Regions from separate parts of the Homo sapiens genome. Here region 2 is linked to region 1. Evidence: read pairs that join two places in POLR2A ChIA-PET (ENCODE). Cell type or tissue: MCF 10A. All regions are shown on one strand. Links, peaks and the distances in the headings refer to the core of each region. The heading gives the core; the rest is flanking DNA. Region 1 overlaps MAP3K20 (mitogen-activated protein kinase kinase kinase 20). Region 2 overlaps RAPGEF4 (Rap guanine nucleotide exchange factor 4).

What was found. Peaks named below come from ENCODE experiments on the same cell type or tissue, not always from the same donor. Only the 100,000 strongest peaks of a DNase experiment are listed, where the experiment ranks them.
Region 2: POLR2A ChIA-PET joins it to region 1 with 12 read pairs; 3 of 35 experiments call an interaction of 5 or more read pairs at or near these places.

What each region holds. Positions count from the first base shown.
Region 1 is chr2:173,209,681-173,218,022 of GRCh38, forward strand. It overlaps MAP3K20 (mitogen-activated protein kinase kinase kinase 20), which reads left to right. Exons shown (of 20, transcript NM_016653.3): 10 at 49-155; 11 at 7,435-7,570. MAP3K20-AS1 (MAP3K20 antisense RNA 1) reads right to left here. Exons shown (of 8, transcript NR_033882.1): 3 at 5,946-6,156; 4 at 4,600-4,816; 5 at 2,989-3,111; 6 at 1-265. Among named protein-coding and RNA genes, the nearest start is that of MAP3K20-AS1, 68 kb to the right of the region's middle. In MCF 10A, for the core only: a CTCF peak has its summit at 1,113; DNase peaks (open chromatin) are centred at 1,041 and 4,721.
Region 2 is chr2:173,045,465-173,053,806 of GRCh38, forward strand. It overlaps RAPGEF4 (Rap guanine nucleotide exchange factor 4), which reads left to right. Exons shown (of 31, transcript NM_007023.4): 30 at 3,136-3,190; 31 at 6,176-7,429. The coding sequence ends at 6,303. Among named protein-coding and RNA genes, the nearest start is that of MAP3K20, 26 kb to the right of the region's middle. In MCF 10A, for the core only: no CTCF peak of the experiment used is centred there; DNase peaks (open chromatin) are centred at 3,537 and 4,007.

The DNA.
Region 1 (8,342 bases), core at 1-8,000:
CTCCTTTCTTAAGTCCCAGCGAATGATTACTTATTTTCTCTTCTTCAGAAACGGCCATCATTCAAGCAAATCATTTCAATCCTGGAGTCCATGTCAAATGACACGAGCCTTCCTGACAAGTGTAACTCATTCCTACACAACAAGGCGGAGTGGAGGTGGGTAGCCCCGACAGCAGGCCACAGCGTCTGGCTTTCAAAGACCATCACTCGTCTCAATGAAGAAGTGAACCAGAGATCTGAATGACAGTCCTGATTTCTGACCATAGCTTAGGGAAAAAGAAAAGGTTTTTTTTATGATTTTGGAACTCTTATAAGTCCTGCATTTCATAAGCAAGAAATAGTGTTTCTCCAAGCTTGTTGCCTTGTGTAAGTATTTGAAAAGAATATTGAGGCCGGTCGCGGTGGCTCACGCCTGTAATCCCAGCTCTTTGGGAGGCCAAGGCAGGCAGATCACCTGAGGTCAGGAGTTTGAGACCACCTTGACCAACATGGAGAAACCCTGTCTCTACTAAAAATACAAAAAATTAGCCAGGTGTGGTGGCACATGCCTGTAATCCCAGCTACTCAGGAGGCTGAGGCAGGAGAATCACTTGAACCTGGAGGCAGAGGTTGCAGTGAGCCGAGATCATGCCATTGCACTCCAGCCTGAGCAACAAGAGTGAAAAACTCCATCTCAAAAAAAAAAAAATTGAAATCCTGTCTTCTGAGACAAAAGATGGTTACCAGACATTTCTCTGTGTTTACTTTGTTAGGAAGCTTTGTCCTCTGTTGTGTAAGAAACAAGAATACTGTTTACCTTGAAATTCGCTGAGCACTGTGTCTGCTAGTGAAGGGGGATAGGGAGACATCAAAAATACTCTTAAAAGAAAACTTGATATCATAAATCCTATTAAAGCTTGTTAAATAAATTTAGTAATGAGAAAATTGTATTGCATGAGTGGAAGAGTAAACCCAGGATGAAACATTTGAGCCAGGTCACATGATGCATGACTATAAATAGCATGTTTGGAAGCTGACATTATTCCCCCCCTGACTCAGCGGAGATTTAGGTAACTTCATCTCTGCTCCCGATAGCCGTGGGCAGTAACATGACGCCTTACGCCATCTGCTGATGCCAAATGAATACTGCATGCACTTTGAAAATTACTGCGTTGTTTACTCCTGTTACTAGATACTTCTTTGGGCTTTCTGTTTGTTGTTTTACAATAACCTTATTTATTTTTATTCCTTTGAAATATCTTATCTAGGGCTAGTGAGGTAAATGAATTTTTATTTAGGGATACAAAAATTATACAGTGAGCTCAAGTCTAGGTATAAGGGACTTTTTTCTGGGCTGAGATAATTAACAAAACAGAACATTTAAGTAATATTTGTTTTTTGCAGTAAGAGATCAGTATACATGTCATCAGATCATTCTCCTTTAAAATCCATATATGAGTTCCCATTACTCTTAAGACAAAGACCAGAATACTTGGCACAGTGGCTCATGCCTGTAATCCCAGCACTTCAGGAGGCCAAGGCTGGTGGATTACTTGAGCCCAGGAGTTCAAGCCCAGCCTGGTGACAGAGCAAGAATCATTCTCAAGAAATGAAAAGGACCAGAATACTTAAGAAGACTCACCAGACCCTCATTACTGTGGCCTCACCAGTGTCAGCTTAAGAAGATCATTCTCCCCTTAATTTCTGGCTTTCAGTCCCTCAACAGATGCGTATTTCTCCCCTTTTCAGGATCTTTACAAGCAGTTTCCTCTCTTTGAAGCTTATCCCATTTCAGCTGTGTACCACGCCTGCCGTCACACCCCACCTTAACTCCTGTTCATCATTCACATGGCAGTTGAATAACACGTCTGCAGGGAAACACTTCCTGACCCCAGGCCAGATCAGGTTCCACTTTATGTGCTCTGAGAGCATCTCCTTCATAGGCTTTGCTGCTATTGGAATTAAGAAGTAATTCGGGCCAGGCACAGTGGCTCACGCCTGTAATCCCAGCACTTTGGGAGGCCAAGTCAGGTGGATCAACGTCAGGAGATCGAGACCATACTGGCTAACACGGTGAAACCCCATCTCTACTAAAAATACAAAAAATTAGCCAGGCATGGTGGCGGGTGCCTGTAGTCCCAGCTACTTGGGAGGCTGAGGCAGGAGAATGGCGTGAACCCGGGAGGCAGAGGTTGCAGTGAGCTGAGATCGCGCCACTGCACTCCAGCCTGGGCGACACAGCAAGACTCCGTCTCAAAAAAAAAGAAGTAATTCGGCAGTTAGTTGTTTAATGTGTGTCTCACGGGCTGAAATATAAGAGAGGCAGACAATCACGTTTGTTCATCACTCACAGCATCAAAATGTGCCTTGAACACAGCATTTGCTCCGTAAATATTTGGGGAAGCAAGAGAGAAAATTACCATGGTGGTAATAATATAAAAAGAGATTGTGATATTATACAAGAGAATATAAATATGTATGTTTGCCATGACAAAAGTACTTCTTATGTTCATTCATTCATTATCCATTCATTGAACTTCTGCTGGTGTGAGAACGACTGTTGCCATTCGGGTACTGGGCTGTAGCGATGAGCACAAGAGTCCCAGGGCATGTGGAGCTCTCCAGCCCGAGTGTCCAATGTTAAACTATTAAATATATTCAAAACTATCGCATTTCTATTTTGACAAGTATTATGACAGAGAAATATACTAGATGTCTGAGAGCATATGGCCATGAAATCTGATCTAGTCCAAGGACATAGTAAAAGGATTTTGGAGAAAATGCTATTTGATCTATTACCGAAGGGATTAGTAAGATTTTAATACCAAGATAGGGAGTCTTTTAAAGTATGTCAACAAGGCCAGGCGTGGTAGCTCACACCTGTAATCCCAACACTTTGGGAGGCCGAAGTGAAAGACTGCTTGAGCCCAGAAGTTCAAGACTAGCCTGAGCAACGTAGACCTCATCTCTACTCACAATTTAAAAATTAGCTGGGCATTGTGACTCTAACCTGTGGTCCCAGTTACTCAACTCGGGAGGCTGAGGTGGGAGGATCACTTGAGCTGGGGAGGTCAAAGCTGCATTGAGCCGAGATCTGGCCACGACACTCCAGCCTGGGCTACAGAGTGAGATCCTATTCAAAAAAAAAAAAAAAAAAAGAAAAGAAATGAGAAGGCTGTGCAAAAATGTAGGGACACTTATTCAGCAAAACATCACTGAAAAGGGTAAACCAGAAATGGTATAAAGTGCAATAAACAGAGAATTAAAATAAATTTAAAATGATGGTATCTCCATATACAGAATATGATCATTCCTAAAATCACAGATCTGATAAATGATTTCAAAGTAGACCCTACAGTCTAGTTTGTTTAGAATGTTTCTATTTTTTATAAAATAAATATATATTATTGTGTATATGTACACAGAGAAAAGTATCAAAAAGTCAGTGTTATCACTGGGTAATGGGATTATAGAGAGTGTTTTTTATTTGTATATCTTTATTCCCTACTTCTTCCACATTAAACATGGACTAGTTGGATGATAAATTCAATTTTTAAAATGCTTGAAGATGAAAGTGAGGGAAATAAAATTGATGATTGAGAACGGGGGGGAAAAGGAGATACAAGACAGTGAAGTATTTTAGTAAAAGGCGTACAGTTGCCTAAGGGGCCTCCTCATCTTTCAGGAACTGTTAATCCTGTTCTGAGAGCTGGAGAGAGAATATATATCTTGACCTGAACCAGTAAACCACAGTTTGAGAAGCAGTAGAGCTGTTTTCACTGAAGCAGGCAATTGGTTAAAAACAGGACTGTAATAGTAATTTTAATAATAAACACAGTTGTCACTTATTAGGTTCTTACCAGATGCCTGTACTTCATTTAGATTTTCTTTTTTAATCCCCATAGCAACCCTAAATTATATCACAGATGCAAAGGTAAATTGAGTAACTTGCTCAAAATCATACAGAACTGAGAACAGAACCCAGTACAGAATACAGTAACAGAACCCAGGTGGTCTGGTAGCACAGGCCTGCCCTTGCACCCATGCTGTACAGTGCGGTTACTAGACTTGTGGCCGTTGTTGTGCTGTCTTCTCATTAGCATGCAATATTCACTTGACTGAATTCCTTTTTAGCTAAGAGAAATATTACAGGGCATGATCATTTTAGGTTATTAAGGTGTCTAACTCAATATGTAAACTGCTGAAAAGAATTATATGTTTTTATCAGATAATCTCAACATTTCAAAAGACAACACATTCAGACTACTCCCCTTTCCCCCCAACTTTTATCTAGTGTCTGAAACCACATGACTAGTGTCCAAAGAGTGTTTTAGTAAATTAGAGTCACCGTGATCACAGTGCAGCCTGATTCCAATCCTGCTGTGGTGTTTCTGGCAAATGATTATTTTCTGGCAGAGCTTCCTCTACATACAGACCAGATGCAACTTGTATTTTTAGAAAACTGAATGGTTATTCTGAAATTCTTTTTAAAACTACATTATTAAAAACCACATAAACTGTGTTCTTTCCTTTGACCTAATAAATGATAGGAACAAAATCTAGTGTCAGACTTTTCCTCAGTCATCAGATCTTCAGCTTATTTCTCCTCCCATTGACTTACTAGCAATAATGGCAATGAGCATTAAGAACAGAAAATGTGTCATCCTGTTGGTCCTGTTTTGGATTTTCATTAACCATGTGACTGTAGACCTGTGGCAACCTGCACTGAATGAGCCATGCAGTGTTGTGATGAGCGTTCCGATCTGTGTCTCTTGGCAAAACACTTGGTTGGTTGTGTTTCCCGTGGTGACCAAAGTACTCTCACCATGACGTGCGTTCTTAAAAAACCAGAGATCAAAAATGTAACCTTTGCAATTGCACAAATCATGTAATATATAACACATTTAATAAACAGATTATACATTTATCATGTAATATATATTCTATATCACTCTTTTTACAAATTGACCTTTTATTTCAAAGTAAGTTTCTATCTGAGGAAAGAAGATAATTACGGTTCATTGCCTGTTTTTGGCATATGGAAAATTGATACTAGTTGACATTGACCTTGATTGGATTTGGCTTACAAGAAGACCATAATTTTCATCAACTAAGACATTTAAACTATATTTTTAGAACAAGAAGTTTATATAAATATATCAACAAATGCATTTGATGCACAACAATGCACCAAAAAAACCAAGGGAGCAGCTGTTTTTTTTGTCATCTCCAGGTTGGGGTTACATCTCTAATGGCATATAACCTCACACACGATTTGACTCTGCAGTGTTGGGAGTGCTGTTGGAAAGCTGAGCCTGAGAGACAGATTGAGGAAGGAGATTTACTTGGTGTTTGTTTCTGTGTCACAGCTTTCCGTCCATTTAACTCTTGATCTGTTTTCTGGAAGTGCTCAAAATCGCAGTAGGCTCTCAAAGCTGGAACTTGAGATGCATCTTTGGCTTAAATTACAAGTGAAATAGAATGTAGTGGCCATTTACCCTGGTCTAAAAGAACATCAGTCAATCTGTCTCACTGGCAGGGGTGTGGGGACTGGGTCGGCAGAAGCGCTGTGTAGATGCTGTCCCCAGGCCTCTGCCATCGCACACTGAGGGCACCCAGCTCCACCACCTCCTTGCTGCCTTCTGACCGCCTCACTGACTGAAGATGGCTCACTCTTTTCTTTTTTTGTGACAAAAATTTACCCTAAGGTTTTTCACGTTTTTTTCCCCTCAGTCCTCCATTGAAAAATAAAAACTTTGTTTACGTGCATAGGCATAATATTTTTGTCAGAAATATCAGGGATAAAATTTGGATTTTATGGTACAGTCATAATTCTGAAAAATTGCTGATTCACTGCCTTCTTTAGGGACAGTAATGGGACTTATAGCCTTTTATGATTTTTCAGATGGCACCAGTAAAAGGCACAGGGTGTTGATATTTGTGGGCAGTGCAGCAGAAGCTACTTACACCTGATTGCTGCCTCCCTTGCTCTGAGGTGCATTTCAGACGAGTAGCGAAGTGAAATGTTGAGCCAAATCCAGACCCACCTCCATACCTGTTCAGAGTTGGATTTTGCCAGTGAATGCCTGAACTTTTTGTTTTCATTCACTTAGTTATTATCTGTAAGAGCATTGGAATGTTCCAGTAAGAGTAAACTGTTCACTTACTCTTATTCTCCCTAGAAAGAAAAAGGCAGACTTTGGTTACATATATTCATTAACTTAGATGTGGGGGCTTCTACCTTCCATAGTCAACGTCTCAATCATGATTATGCCATCACAACACAGGATTGCCTCAGTGGCACCTGGAAGCAGTAGCTGGCAGCACCCAGCAGCTATTCTGCAATAGTCACCCAGTTCCCATCTTCTTCTGCATCCTTCTCTCCAGTGCCTTCTCTAGCCTTGACTTCCCTCTCCCCTCTCCCTCATTCTCTCAGTATTGTGGCTTACTTAAAGGCTTTTCAGAAACTCAAGGGAAAGAGCTTCCAGTTTTCAAAACATAGATTTAGACTTAAACATTGCAACAGCCCTAAAGGAGAAAAACATTTGTGCTGAGCCATGGTACCAGTTCCACTTTCTGTGAAGAACAGATTTCTGTAACATGGCACATGGTTCCAAGTGGTGAGGTTGGTTGGCCTATAGGCACAAAGGGGATAACTTCCTTTAAAAATTATTAGAATTAAAAGGAACCTTAGAGTTCATCTGGCCCAGGGTTTTCTACACTTGCTTGATTGTAAAAATTACTCGGGTCTTTTATAAAATAATGAAAATTCCAGGGTCCCACCCAGGCCTACTGACTCATGAGCTCTAAGGAAGGGTCCTAGAAATCCATGTTTTGCTGGGTTCTGGTGTGTTTTTTTTTTAAAAAACAAGTTGCCTATGTAAGTCTAAGGATCAGGCAGGTAGGAGAACCCTAATGTACTATAACCACCACCCCTTACAACCAAGGAAACTGAGACAGGTTAGTCAATTGATTGCTTGGGTTACTCAGCCAATGTGTAGCCTAAAGTGTCATCTCAACCACTTACTGATGGTGTGTTGTTGACCACCTAACCTGAATATCATTTTCCCACCTATACTATGAGATTAATACCTGTTTCTTGGGACTGTTAATGGGAATAAGATGAGATCATATATAACATCACTTATGAACTGTAAAAAGCTAGATAAATGTAAGCATTTACTAAATGGCTGTACCAGGACACCAGCTCCATAGGTTATGCTGCACCCCAGTGGCCCTTCAACACTTTGTTGAAATATTTTGAGCTTATTTTTCCAAGCTAGAAACTACCCTTGATATTTAAGGACATGAAAGATTCCTTCTCCTCCGGCAGTTACCTGGTTGATTTTAAAGCACCAGCATGTGTCTTTTACTTTGATTAGCATTCTGATGGACCCACTAAGCGCTTGATGTCTCTTAAGTAAAGTTGAGACTTACACCAGCTATCCCCGTGCAGGTGCGAAATTGAGGCAACTCTTGAGAGGCTAAAGAAACTAGAGCGTGATCTCAGCTTTAAGGAGCAGGAGCTTAAAGAACGAGAAAGACGTTTAAAGATGTGGGAGCAAAAGCTGACAGAGCAGTCCAACACCCCGGTGAGTACCCTCCCCCTTCGCCGTCTTTCCACATGCGGCTCTAGGCTGCGCAGCTGAGCATGGCAGCATGGCACCTCTTCCCCTGCCTCCCGCCGCCCCCTCCTCATTTCCTGCCTCGCGCCCGTGTATTAAAGGGCCCGCGTGTGGACTCAAGCAGCGTTCATACCTAATTTCAATTAATAAAATGCCAGAGATTTAAAAGAAAAGCTTATCCTATTTCTGGCTCCTTCCTTAAGAACTGTTATTCTGTCAGTGTGTTTATATATTAGAATTACAATAATAAAATCCGATGTATTTTCACACCATCTGCTCAGTCTCAGAACATGCACCTCGGTGCTGATTAACTCCTTCTAGTCACTCAGTCATTAATAACTGTAACTCCAGCAGCTCACTGACTAACAGAGTCTTTGATGTGTCAGAACTTAACCATGTTTTCCTTCTAAAATGGAGCTAACCATGATGACATGCAAATGAGAAGCATTAATATTTCGTACTCAATTTAGTGTTATGATCATGGGCAGCAAAATATTGGAAAAAGATTCTCTCTGGACAAGCTTTCAGTATTTATTACACCTAGGCAGTATCTTGTTTTCTCCCAAGTCTTGTATTTAGAGGAATATAAAAATTATTTTTAAGCATTTCACTGGTTATACACTAACCTTGAGCTTACATGCTGATATATTATTCAAGTCTAATCAAATTTTAGCATTCTTTCCTATTTTAAATGGCATAACATTTTCAGGAATTAAGTATAAATTTATAATTGTTTTTT
Region 2 (8,342 bases), core at 150-8,149, 160 kb before region 1:
ATTGAGAATATTTAGGCTGAACAAGAAAAGATCTGGGGGTGTGAAGATATCCATAACAGTTATATCCAAGTATTTGAAGACTTGTCCTGTTAAAAAGAAATTAAACATGTTTGCTGTTGGGTCATTGCCGTGGCATTTGTAAACTGTCATGGTGCCCGTGGGAGTCTTATGCAAATGCATTATGAGCTCCAAGGATAAATGAGCGAAAAGTAAAAGGAGAAAGACTTTAACTCAAAATGATAAGTTTTAATAATCAGAGATGTCTAACAATGAAACAGGCTATTTTTGGAGGTAATGAGTTACTCATTGCTGGATGCATTCAAACAGTGGGAGAGCCACTGTTTATAGGCAGGCTGTAGAAAAAGCATTATGCACTCTGGAGATGGTTCAAGGAGGTGACTCCTGAAGTCTCTTTCAGCAACTCAGGAGAGTGCCTTGTAGTTGGGTGTAGTTGTCAGTAACTGCTTAATATTACATGTGTTAATGGGTGCAAAAGGAGGTGAAGTTAAAATATTAAGTTAACCCTTCTTTGGCCTTGTGAAAGCATTTGTAACTATGCATTGACCGGGAATGCTAGTTAGATTCACACATCATCACTGTGGGTTCACACCATTAAACATTATTGTCCGGACCTCACAAAGGAAAAGAATGGACCTCGCTGTGAAGCCAGATTTGGATTTCGAAGTTAAACTGAAGTTATCTTTGAGAACAATTAAAAAGGATACGTCAAAATTAAAACCATTGTTAAAATTAATCAAAGATTTAGAAAGGTAGAATGAACTTCAGGGCTGGAAATTACTGATTTAAACAATTGTTCTCACATTTTAAACTACATGAGCTAAAAATTATGAAGTCTCAGAGTATAGCTTTAAAGAGTAGCATAAAACCAAAGTCAGAATGAAATGTTTTAGCTTTCAAAACTAAAAAGCAGAACAATTACTCCCTACAAAATGGTATAGGAAGAGGTTTCTGACCCCTGCTAATTGTTTTATTATTCTTCAGAGGGGCATACTGGCAGCATTTCCCAGGGTTTTCGGTAATTACACTCCATTCAATATCTGAAGAATTACAATAATTCTACATGGAATATACTTGTGCCCTTCAGATGCAAAGCCTTTAGAGAAGTGAAAAAACAACTTAAAAGTAAATTAGCAGGGAAGTTATCATAGTTACTATTTATTTCACGGCTCCATATATCAAGGGCTAATTATACATTGTACGTTACATTTTCTGGGAGGGATTTGTGATATGTTTCTCATGCTGATCAACAGATGGATGTGTCAGTTTTCACGATCTTTGATGAAGTGAAGTTCTAACTTTTCCAATTGCCTCTTTGTGTGCGAAATTATCCAATGCAGGTACATGTCACTTCAGGCTTGCTAGAGTCCTCAAAGCAGTAGTATTCAGTGAGGTATTATGATGCTTGCAGATAATATATTTGTAAGGCCTTGACTCATCTATGATTTTTTTTTACACTATGTAAGCTTTCTCAAAGTCATTTTCTTATACTTTGGCAAGCCAAGGGTCCGTGAGAGAAGAAAGGGTTGACTAGAATTACATAGCTGCTCAGAGATCGGGGAGTCTCTTTCCCTGGGTGGAGCCTTATCAATTTTCTGCTAGTGTTGTAATTAATCTATTATCTCCACAGGACCCCCTTTAGAGCCTGAGCAGTAAAGTGTCCTGAAACATACATAGTGACCAGGAGTGCCAGCTATTGTTCAAATACCGTGACATTCTGGCTAAGAAATGGAGCGTAGGTCTCATCAGTGTTTTTCCCCAGGGGATAGGAGTCTCTGTTTCTGTCCATTTTCTTTTCTCTTTTCTTTTGTTTTTAATTGAGCTCAGCACAAAAGATTCCCTTTTAAGTCTTTATTGCAACCAAAACTTTACAAAGAAGTTAAGATGATCACTTAGTGACCAAATTTTAAAAGGTCAAATCAATTATAATCTGTCCATTTGGTTGAATACATGCTTTTTAAAAAATGTTTTAAAATGCAAATGGCATGGAAAATAGTCACAATGCAATGTGAAAAATTTCAAATCAAAATAAAATATGTATGTACTATATGAATTCAAATCTTTTAAAAACATGTTTTTATATATTTTTAAATATAAGAAGGCTATATGCCGAAATATTAACAAGATTACTCTGTGAAGTAATATTCTAAGTGATTTTTACTTTGCTCTTAACATTTTCTGTATTTTCTGAATTTCTTTTTTTTTTTTTCTTGAGACGGAGTCTCACTCTGTCGCCCAGGCTGGAGTGCAGTGGCGCGATCTCGGCTCACTGCAAGCTCCACCTCCCAGGTTCACGCCATTCTCCTGCCTCAGCCTCCCAAGTAGCTGGGACTACAGGCGCCTGCCACCACGCCCGGCTAATTTTTTGTATTTTTAGTAGAGAGGGGGTTTCACCGTGTTAGCCAGGATGGTCTCGATCTCCTGACCTCGTGATCCACCCGCCTCGGCCTCCCAAAGTGCTGGGATTACAGGCGTGAGCCACTGCACCTGGCCTGTTTTCTGAATTTCTAAGATGTGTATATGTTAGTGTTATAATCAGAAAGGAGGAAGAAGGGAGGGAAGGAGGGAATCAAATCATCAGGATTAACATTAAAATGCAAACTTTTGCTGGAAGATTAGAGAGGTCAGTAATACAGAGTGTGTAGCAAAAATGTGAAGGTAGAATATTTTGACTTGCTGTTCAGCCAATAAAATCTCATACCTCATTAGTGAGTCTTATTTACTGTGAGGAACTTGATAAGCTAACCCTTCTCCACATCTAGGATAGTTACAGATTCTCTTACAAATTCATGGCAACCTCAAGAAAGGATGGTGAAAAAGCACTAATGTACAGTCTCAGGCATGATAGATGTTTTTTACATCATGGGGAATATGCCAACAATTATGAGAGTTATGCCATTAATATTCCTTACCTGAAAATGCCTTGTATGTATGTGGGTACCCCTTTGAAATAATTAAACAAGTTATACATCAGCTAGTTGCCTTCAGATAGTCAACATCTCAGAACATGTCACTTCTCATGGTACCAAGTATTGCAGAAATGGTTTGTTTTCCTTTTTGGATTGTACTCTACGCTTACTTGAATTTCTATCTTTCTTTTTTCTATATTCCTTTTAGCGCATGATTGCAAATACGGCCAGAACAGTGAGATACTACAGGAGCCAACCCTTCAGTAAGTTAAGTGCTGCCACCTCTTACAATGTAGATGTTGGTGATTAAGGTCTTCTTAATGAGGCCATTGAGACACCCTTGGAGCCTGGGAAATATCTGACTGTGTCAGAGACACTTTGGACCATGAATTCCATGAGATAGGGGCCTTGAGTTTAAAGATTTTTTTTGCTGTTTTAAACTAGAACATATTTACATTGTTGTGAAACTAGAAAATCACCATAGGAATATTATTTTGTGAATGAATTTAAAGAGATTTAATTTGCTCTATCCAGTGCAGCTGGAGACAACTAAAGTACGACTGCCAACAAATCCTGCCTCAAACCAACTCTCTTTATGACTCATTGCTCCATGTTGAGAAACTCACATCAGCCCTTGATGACTCAGTTCAGTCAATTATAAACCAGGAAAGATAATATTTATTGTCTTTCAGGGTGTTGCAAGAATGCATTAATGTTTATAGCACATTCGTAAAAGGTCCAAAAACAGGATTTCATATTATATTTCTAGTATTCCCACATGAATTTGAGGTGCTCTTTTAAAATCTGAACATCTATCACAAGAACTGGTATAATACTTTAATATAAAAAAATTACTAATAATAAATAACAATTTTAGTCTGTTGGGAGTTAAGTTGCATCATAGCACCAGATGGTCATACTAGACCAGTGCTACTGTTTCTTCTGGGCTGGGACTTTGGTGGTGGGGGTGGAGCTTTGGCTCCCTCAATCTGGTCTGGAAATGAGAAGGTGAACACTAAAGGTTTTTGCTAAGCTCATTGTATGACTCACTTGAAGAAATTTATCTCATTAACTCAATATGATACTATGACATAGACATGAATCTGAGGCTACCAGTACCGTCTCCTCCAATAAACCGAGTGCTAAGAGACTATGATGTTCTTGTTTTATTAGTCAGAGTTGTTTGTTCTTCCTAGAGCAGGACTGGCTCATGGCCAGATTTGCTAACATGGGACACCAGAACTACTAAATGTTCATTTTTTAATGAATAGGGAGGAAAAATATAAGAAAAATGACATTGATTTGGGGAGCAACTGATTCAAATGACTGTGCCTTCTCTGACTTCCAAAATGTGAATAGTCTTGCAATATCATCAACTATTCTTATGTGGATTCAGCCAGAATTAAAGTGTCTCATGTGTTTTCATCTATTAATTTACGTTGTGTTTAAAGATGTGATCATAAAGCAGTTGTACAAGTGGAAACAAGAATAGATAAGTGACACCAGTTACAACCGGAGTTTATAATCCCAAATCCAGCAGCGGGGATAAAAGGGGACCCTGAAATTATATGCCAAATCGTGTGTGCCTGAGGGGGTTTATAGCCTTAAGAAGGTTTTCAGTGAGGCTCAAGAACCATAAAATAATATGCTTTGTTTTATGAGCTTCTTTGGAAGTAAATCTTGCATTCTTCTATGTCACCTCCTAGAGAAGCCAAGGGGAAAATGTATTTAAAAAGAAAAAACTCCACTGCATTTGTTGAAGTTATCAGTAACTGCTGGTAAACAACAGCTGCTCAGCTCTGAAGTCAACAATCTATAGATAAAGCTATAGGAATAGATTCACAAACACTGTGGGAATGTGTACAATGTAATTACAGTATATTGTACGTGTAGAGTACACTGCCAGTGAGAAGCAGAGGAAATTAAACACAATGTGCTCTGCAGTTCGCTGTGGTATTATTTCTATGTGATAATTATACTGATGAGTTTCTTCTCACAGGGGGCAGGGGCATGTATGTCTTCTCTCTGCTTTTCTGCCTTCAGACCTGCAACACTCCCCTTCACCCCTTGTGCAGATGGCATTCTAATTGTCTTTGGGAGTGCTGTGTGGATCTAGCAGGAGCAACCAGACTGCAGAAGGCAGTGTACTGTGGTGGAAACCCCGGTCAGGAGCCAGGGTCTGGCTCTGCCACTCCGGGTGTCCCCTTAGACCAGAGGCCCTACCCAGTGATGCTTGAAATGGAGGTGGCCCACAGAGGTGTTGGGTCTAAAGAGAGCATTTTTTTCCCTTTTATTTTGAAATAATGTCACCATTTTAAAATTGGGAGAATTCACGAAGAAGAAATCCAGATTTCCCATTTCTTAACAAAAAAAAAAAAAAAAAAGGAAGATCTGGCAACTCTAGGCACAGATTCCCCGTGGCAGCAACATGCAGAAGCCAGGTCATCACTTCCAGAGGGACCTGTGTTTCCAGTTCACCACCTTCTGGTCTGGCTTTCCTTATTCATGTATGTTCCCTGCGAGGGCTGAGTGCATTGGCTCATCATTCAGCCCTGATCTTCATTAAATTGGTTAACCTCAGTTGCTCACATGCTTGGGATGTGCATCAGAATAGAATGGTAGCTGAGTTTTCAGAGCAGATAGCATTAAAGAATCAAACGTCTAGCAGAAGTCATAACTTCAGCCTGTGAGTTGGGTTTTTTCTGAATATGGACAGTCTCTAAGAACATACAGTCGGTATAGTAATGCTGTATACTGTGTGCAAGTAAAGAGGGGAGTCAGGACTCTGTAGTCTCACTGGCTTGCTTCAGTTTGGCCCAGATGTTAAGCGCTTTTGTGAGGGGCTAATAAAAACTGTCTTTTGACATTAGTCTTCATCTGGATCAAAGGAGGCAGAGACACAGAGTGTGAGACACAGAGACCTCTGGAAAGGGAAACAATTTTAATCTATACCCAGGGGCTATCAGACACATGCTTCCCTTTTAATTTGGTGCCATTTTTTTTTTACAACGTGCAATTCAAAGGAGAATGATCAAAAGAGGTGATTCCAGGGAAGAAAAGAAAATTGGAGGGTAGGAAGGAGGAGATGGAACAACCAAGTGGAAACGTTTCAATGATTGTGGTGTGTTGAAAGGTCTTGAGGGAACCCAGGAACCTATGATAAATGTAATAAATAATTGGAGAAGTAAGATTGTATCTTATATACATATATTACACAATGCCAATTCTGCCCTTTCCTCTTTCAACAGATCCTGATGCAGCTCAAGCTAATAAGAACCATCAGGATGTCCGGAGTTATGTACGGCAATTAAATGTGATTGACAACCAGAGAACTTTATCACAGATGTCACACAGATTAGAGCCTCGTCGACCATAGACATTTCAAATGCCCAAAGCAACAGTTTGTCTCCAGTCCACAATCTTTCAAAAATGCCATTTATGCTACTACTGACTGTATTGCCACTAGAGAATTCTACAAAACAAGCAAAAACACATCCTGAGACACCTCAGGGCTGCATTCAGCTTACCAGCTACCTAGCAAGAGAAGGAATTATTTGACATGCCTAAAGCTTACACACTCTAGCTTAGGAATCCCCAGTTTGTGGCTACCCTGTTTCATTTCCACTTGTGCCATCTTCTTTGCTGAAGTGTTGAATAAGGCCCACGTGAAGAGTTTGGTAGAAATAGCCTTGTCAAGAGAACTAGCAAGCCCCTGACATTTTTTTCTAAGAGTGTTTATGGGATGAGATGTGCTACAAATGGGATAGATTTGGATAAAATTTTAACTCAACATCTTGATTTGGAGCCTGGGGTTTCGGGAAGGTGTTGAGGAATCTATAGAAGTCCAAATTATAGGTTGTATTCTTCCATCTTCATTGTCTTACCTCTGAAGGAATAGAACCTGACCACATTATTATGAAACATTATGGCTGTTTATGTAATTTAGGGAGGACTGGTCTGTAATTTCTGAATGTATATAGAATAATATTTATGTTTACAATGTAACTTTTCAAAATTTACAAATCAGGATTATATACATAAGAATTCCACTAAGAAATGCCAAGATTCTTAAATTTGCCAGCGTTAAAGTAGAAAATAACATTTCAGAAGAGCACAATATGCATAAAACATTTTTCAAAATTGAAATATTTTCCTGGGCATTAAAAACCTTTACTATTGGCTACAAATTTATTGTACCTGATGAAAACATATTTTCTGGACTTAAATGTTATTACAAATATCTTAATTTTCAGTAATTGTTTTGCACTTTCAAAGATTGTAAATAGTTCATTCAATCAATGGTATGGAGTTATTTATTTGCTACATAATAGATACTGTGCCAAATAATTACTTTTTATTTATTTTATTTAGTACGTAATTTTGAAGTACATTTTTTCCTGTTTTCACAATTAGACTACATTTAATGTGTAGGAATTGTATGTATGTATATCTTCTGTAAATAACATCTAGTATCTTCACTAAATATAATTGTCGACAAGAAATGGTTGTGTTCATCTCAATTCCTATAATATGAAAGGGGTAACCATTTGGTATGGTGGGGTGTTGGATCTTTTAATGACACAAAATACACATATTATAAAATTCATTCTTTTAAAGTGCAGAATCCAGTGATTTTTAGTATATTTACAAAGTTGTATAGATAACCATCATCACTATCTAACTTCAGAACATTCTCCTCATCCCTAAAAGAAACTCTGAACTCATTAGCAGTCACTTCTTCTTCTCCTCTCCCTCCAACCTCTGGCAACCACGAATCTGCTTTCTTTGTCTTCAGATTTACTCTGGATGTTTCATATGAGTGGAATCATACAGTATGAGGCCTTTTGCGTCTGGTTTCTTTCACTTAGCATAATGTTTTCAAGGTTGACCATATTATAGCTTGTACCAGTACTTCATTTATTTTTATGGCCATGTAATATTCCATTCTATAAATAGACTACATTTTGTTTATCCATTTATCAGTTGACAGACATTTGTCTGTTGTGTTCACTTTTCGGCAATTAGGAGCATTGCTGCTCTGAAGGGGCACTGGATTTTAGAGCTCCCTTGTGTGGGGCCTCATGCCATTTCTCAGTGATTTAAGTACTTAGCAAATATTTGATGAAGAGATATCCAAAATTCTTTAAATTCCAGACATGCCTCTATTTTTTTTAATAAGTCAGCATTTTCCAGAGTGTGTTCCAGCCTATTCTAGTCTCACAAGTTCACATATTGTCCCTCCAAAAACAAACACACACATACAAAGCCAAAAACAAAACCAAGATTCTATCTTCAAATAAATGTGGGGACCACTGCATAATATACCCCATTCATAGAAATGATTCCCAGTATTCACTCACACTGAAGGCTCTGAGAAGTCCTATTGTAATCCCTTTTAACATCCCACAATTAAAG